Linked DNA regions of Mus musculus: region 1 is linked to region 2. The links are chromatin contacts, found by POLR2A ChIA-PET in ENCODE. All regions are on one chromosome and are shown on one strand. The core of a region is the stretch at or near the end of the contact, and the rest is flanking DNA. Distances in the headings are between cores, read along the strand shown. Region 1 holds the start of Gpx1 (glutathione peroxidase 1). Region 2 holds the start of Dag1 (dystroglycan 1).

Region 1 (2,757 bases), core at 31-2,530, 75 kb after region 2:
TGCCTCCCAGAGGAGCCACCAGTTCTTATGGGTGGCAGTGGGTGGGGGTGGGGGGGTCTCTTCTCTCCAGCTGACTAAACATTTTTCTGTACCAGTTAATTTTTCCAACTAATAGAATAAAGGCAGTTTTCTAAATTTCCTGTATTCTCTTGTGTGTTGCTTTCGCCGGAAAGACTCCCCTGGAGAGGCTTCTTGAATGGCACCAGCTCCTCCTACTCCCTCCCTCTTCTAGACTAACCTTTTGTCTCCTCCCAAGAACATGGAAGTGGTTTCCCTGTGACACGTTCAAATCTAAAAAGTGGAGTGGAAGCCGGGTGTGGTGGCGCAGGCCTTTCATCCCAGCACTCGGGAGGCAGAGGCAGGTGGATTTCTGAGTTCGAGGCCAGCCTGGTCTACAATGTGAGTTCCAGGACAGCCAGGGATATACAGAGAAACCCTGTCTAAAAAAGACAAAAAAAAAAAAAAAAAAAAAAAGTGGAGTGGAATGTCATAGAGGGGACATGAGGGGCTGGGTTTTCTGGACTAAGACCAAACTGCACTGGGGGCAGGAATCTAGGACCACTAGAAGCACGTGTTCTGAGAGGAGCTAGGTTAGAGTCTGGAGCAGGGAGTCCTGCACTGCTGTCCACCCTTACAAAAACAACCAAAAGAAATTGCCTTTGATAGCGCTGTTAGTGCTACTAAAAAAAAGTCAGGCATGGGTGGTACAAGCCTTTAGTACCAGCACTCGGGATGAAAGCAAAGAGACAGGTAAATCTCTTGAGTTCTAGGCCTGCCTGGGCTACTGAACAAGCCTTAGTACAGCCAAGACTGCATACAGAAACACTGATGAGATGGAGACACCCCCCAAGACAAAACAAAACGAAAACATGCACTTGGAGTTCCAGGCGAGCCAGGGCTCTGTAGAGACCTTGTCTCAGAAACAAAACACTGGCCACCTGATGCGACGCAGCTCCTCTTGAGTTCAATTCCCAAATTATCACCGAGTGGAAGGAGAGAACCAACTCTGACCTCAACATGCATGCTCCTTCGATTTAATTAAACAATAAGTGTAATTAAACTTATGTTTTTAAAACCCTATAACCTTATGACTAGAAACGTGTGGGTAAAGTTACACAATATAAGGGAGCTGTGCGTGAGCTGCTTTAGCCGTTGTTATTGCCAGAGGCCATCTTCCTAGGCGGGACTCTAGACTAATTAAGAAACGGTTGAGTAAGACAGAGCTGGAAGATCCCCGCCTAAGCAAGCAGCTTCCTTCCAGACTAGTGCTACAGGAGCTAGACCAGACCCGCCCTAGGCACCTCCAGGCGCTTTAGCCCGGCCGCACCCTCTTCCCTGTTCCTCGATGGGGGGAGGGTAGAGGCCGGATAAGGCGGGACCCTGAGACTTAGAGCTGGCTGCCAGCCGGAAAGAAAGCGATGCCACGTGATCTCAGCACCATCCAGTTAAAAGGAGGTGCAGGGCCCTGTGAGCGCTAGTACGGATTCCACGTTTGAGTCCCAACATCTCCAGTATGTGTGCTGCTCGGCTCTCCGCGGCGGCACAGTCCACCGTGTATGCCTTCTCCGCGCGCCCGCTGACGGGCGGGGAGCCTGTGAGCCTGGGCTCCCTGCGGGGCAAGGTGCTGCTCATTGAGAATGTCGCGTCTCTCTGAGGCACCACGATCCGGGACTACACCGAGATGAACGATCTGCAGAAGCGTCTGGGACCTCGTGGACTGGTGGTGCTCGGTTTCCCGTGCAATCAGTTCGGACACCAGGTATATGGGGCGAGATGGGTGGCCTTGGGCTCTAGGCTCCCACGGGCGGGACACCGCTTACTTTCTCCTCTGGTACTACAGCTGGAATGCAGGCCTATCCTCGGTTATACAAGGAGGGCAACTTCCTGGTGACTCATCGGGAAACCTCTGTTTTGCAGTTAAAAAGCACATTCTTTCCGAAATCCTAGCACATAAATAAATGCCTTTGTCTTCCCTAGGAGAATGGCAAGAATGAAGAGATTCTGAATTCCCTCAAGTACGTCCGACCTGGTGGCGGGTTCGAGCCCAATTTTACATTGTTTGAGAAGTGCGAAGTGAATGGTGAGAAGGCTCACCCGCTCTTTACCTTCCTGCGGAATGCCTTGCCAACACCCAGTGACGACCCCACTGCGCTCATGACCGACCCCAAGTACATCATTTGGTCTCCGGTGTGCCGCAACGACATTGCCTGGAACTTTGAGAAGTTCCTGGTGGGCCCCGACGGTGTTCCCGTGCGCAGGTACAGCCGCCGCTTTCGTACCATCGACATCGAACCTGACATAGAAACCCTGCTGTCCCAGCAGTCTGGCAACTCCTAAGGCGGCCCTGGCATTGGCTTGGTGATTACTGGCTGCACTCTGGGGGGCGGTTCTTCCATGATGGTGTTTCCTCTAAATTTGCACGGAGAAACACCTGATTTCCAGGAAAATCCCCTCAGATGGGCGCTGGTCCCATCCATTCCCGATGCCTTTCCACCTAATGAAAGGTGGTTTCACTACTAAGAATAAAGTGCTGAATATCAGAATTGTTTGTGTGTCCTGTGTCATTGTCACCTTTTGGATAGCCTCATAGTCAGGGATAAGGAACTCAATCCCAGAGCCTAAACGTCCCTTTCCCCGCCCCTTATGCTTTTCTTTCTCCCTGTCCCAGGACATGGTTAAGGTCAGTCTTGAGTCGCCGTTACAGCAGAGGCCATACTCCAGAAGGAGGAAGCCAGTAGACAAGGGCAGACTGCCTAA
Region 2 (2,964 bases), core at 392-2,891:
TACCATGCAAGCAAGCATATTCTCGTCATGGGTTCTGATTCTCATTCACTGAACCCAAAATCAGTTAAGGACAAAGCAAGATGTATTACATGGGCCCCCAAGTCCTACCCAGAAGTCCCCAGGGAGTAAAGTCAAACATTTACTAAATGAATGCATCTTGTCAAATCAGGTTTTTTAGAATGATGAGGACTTGTCCGGTGACAATTTCAACAGAGGTACATATCAACAATGCTTGCACATTCCCACCCGGTGCTGCCTGCATAGTGCTACTTACTCCTACCTTCACACAGGATCCCACACGCCTTGCAACTAACTCCCTAGTGAGATCTGATTTCTCCAATAGCCCCTATGTCCTTTAAGCACGCTGACCATGTCCTTGACTTCAAGGCAAAAAGAACTTCAATTCTCCATATTTAAACCATCGATCTGTACAACCCGTTACCGTGGAATTCTTTTTCTAAACTAGAACATTCTGAAAGTATGTCTCTTGCTCATTAAGCACAATATATACTAATATGATTGCAACACCCCATCTCCATCAGATTCCAAAACATCTGGAAGCACACCCAACTCTAGCTGGAGTTATGTTCTATAAACACCACCCTCACTTCACGAGTCTGGCTTCCACGCCAAGAACTACTTCTACTCGCTTATTTAGGGAAACAGCAGGCTGGACTCTCAAGTTAGACCTCTAGGCTATAAAGGTACTGTCCCAGACTAGGCGGACCAGTCAAAACTTCGTCATCACCACGAAAACTAATCTTGATGTAATTCAACTTAACAAAAGCTTCTCAAATTGTAGAGATTAAGAGGTGTGTTTTTAATTGCCCGTTGAGTTTGTCAATAAATGAACTTGGGAGTTATAGCAAAGGACTCTGAGTCAACATGGTGTTCCCTCTGGGAACATTTTCCAAATATACTCGCAAGTGAACCTGATTTCCCAAATACCCACTGCAAAGGTAGTAAAGGAGTCTCCCACAGAAGCGCAACCGAGGGGGAGGAAAGAACCCCAAGACTCGGAGCAGCTCAAAGCAAGAGGCGGGGGCGGCGCCCTTCCCAGCCTCTGGCAGGAGCCCCACAGTAGAGATGCCTCCTAACTGGGCCGCGACCCCCACTGGCAACCCGGAGGCAGCCCGCAGGCCGCACACGCCCGCGGCCGATGCACAGGCCCCGCGTTCCCGGGAGCGCGGGCCGGGGCCGAGGCCTGGCCCGTCGCCGCGGCGCGCAGCTCCGGCCTCAGCCTTCAGCTACCGGACGGAGAGCCGAGGGGCGGCTCCGCACGGACGGCGGCGGCGCCGCCTCCTCACCCGCAAGGACGTCCGTGGCCGTGTCCCCGCCCCGGGCCGAAAGGGAGCAGCAGCAGGTGTTCCGCGGAAGGCTCGGTCGGCTGCAGCGGGGATCCCGGCCCCAGCAGGCAGGCACCGGGAGGCAGAGGCGGGAGGCGCACTCACCCAGCACCACGGGCAGGCCGCGGCAGGTGTTCGCTCCTCCGGGCCCAGGGACACCGCCGCCACTCCCCGGGGACTCCGCGCGAAGCTACCGCCGCTGCCGCCCCCGAGCCCCAGGAGCGCGAGCGCCGCGCCGCAGCCTCCGCGCGATCACGTACCGAGCGGTGAGAGGGCGCCGAGCGCGAGGGCGGGGCGCGCGGCCGGAGCCTAGCAACCGCCTGACACGCGAGTGCCGCAGCCAATCCCACGGCCGACTCGGAGCGGCGCCGACTAGCCTTCAGCGCGCGGCCCGCTTCTGCCTGCGTCGCTAGCCCCGCAGCGCGCCGCACCCGCGCACAGGCCCCGCCCCGTCCCGCACCTCTCTGCCCATTGGCCTGTCACGCCCCCGCCCCAAAAGCCACGCCCCGACGTAGAGGCCCCGCCCCCGAAGTCGACCAAGTGGGTCCCGGGACACGCCTTAGCCAGTCCGGGTAGCTGGGAGCGCTTGCTAGCTGGGGTGGGGGAGGGGCACCTTTCCCAACTTCTCCCGAAGAATAAATCGAGGTATGGACAGGCCGGCGAACCGGTCCGGCCACAACAAGCCACCACACAGCTGCCCCCTAATTTCCTTCGAGCAAAACGCAAGCGGTATCTAAACCATTCAAACACTCAGGAAGCGCCCTCCCAATTGCAAAGGAAGAGAGGCCTTGTTACCCTCTCCTTAATATGGATGGAGAAACTAAGGCCAGATCCGGGTGGGTGGGCAGGAAGGTAACCCATTTCTTTAGTGCTGGCCATACAACAGGCTTCCCCTCCCCCTCCTTGGAAAGCTAAAATCCAATGCCTCCTCTGGAGCTCAAAATAGCTCTGACCCGCTAGCACAGGTCACTCACCCCCCGGTGGCCCACATTCTTTAGATGGGTGGTTACTGCTAGAATCTGGCCTCCCCCATTTATGGAGGGTCCTAAAGTAGTTCTTAACTCTCCTGGGCTCACCAGAGGGCCCAAACTCCAGAGACTGGAGATTTAACAAGTTACTAAACCTGACAGTGCATAATACCTGTGGAAATCAGAACTGTGGTAGGCTCTGCTCCCTTCCTAACTGACCCCACACTGCTAGAAGGAATCCATTCCTCTTTGGCCTAGGGCCAGGCTGGAGTTTCAGACACAAGCTGTTATCAGTAAACTCATTCTGAATACAGACCCGGCGGCTACTCAGCCTGGGATTCCTGCCTAAAGGACGGGCAGTTCTCTTCAGAAGAGTCTAGGAGAAAAAATTTTCAGGAAGAAATGCCCTACCTCAAATACCTGTTTGCAATTTCTCAATTCTTACGTGACTAACTCATAGAGCCTAGAAAAGGAAGAGGAACTAAAATCCAGGAGAGCAAGAGCAGGCCATCCCTTGGATGTTAATAAACTGAAGAGTTAATGGCTTCTCAGATTCTGACTTTAAGACTGTACCATTTTAGAAAGGCTGAGAATGAGCTGGCCATGGTTGCTGCCGTCTGTAATCTTTACACTCATAAAGCTGCGACTTA

Evidence for each region. ChIA-PET counts read pairs that join two places held with the same protein, here RNA polymerase II (POLR2A).
Region 1: POLR2A ChIA-PET joins it to region 2 with 22 read pairs in embryonic stem cell. The contact joins the promoter of Gpx1 here to the promoter of Dag1 in region 2. POLR2A ChIA-PET finds 5 or more read pairs at or near these places in 4 of 5 experiments (Patski and embryonic stem cell).

The regions. Positions count from the first base shown.
Region 1 is chr9:108,337,800-108,340,556 of GRCm38, forward strand. It overlaps Gpx1 (glutathione peroxidase 1), which reads left to right and starts at 1,281. Exons shown (of 2, transcript NM_008160.6): 1 at 1,281-1,759; 2 at 1,978-2,543. The coding sequence starts at 1,514. The coding sequence ends at 2,337. It overlaps Rhoa (ras homolog family member A), which reads left to right. Exons shown (of 6, transcript NM_016802.5): 6 at 1-144.
Region 2 is chr9:108,262,174-108,265,137 of GRCm38, forward strand. Dag1 (dystroglycan 1) reads right to left here and starts at 1,642. Exons shown (of 4, transcript NM_001276482.1): 1 at 1,452-1,642.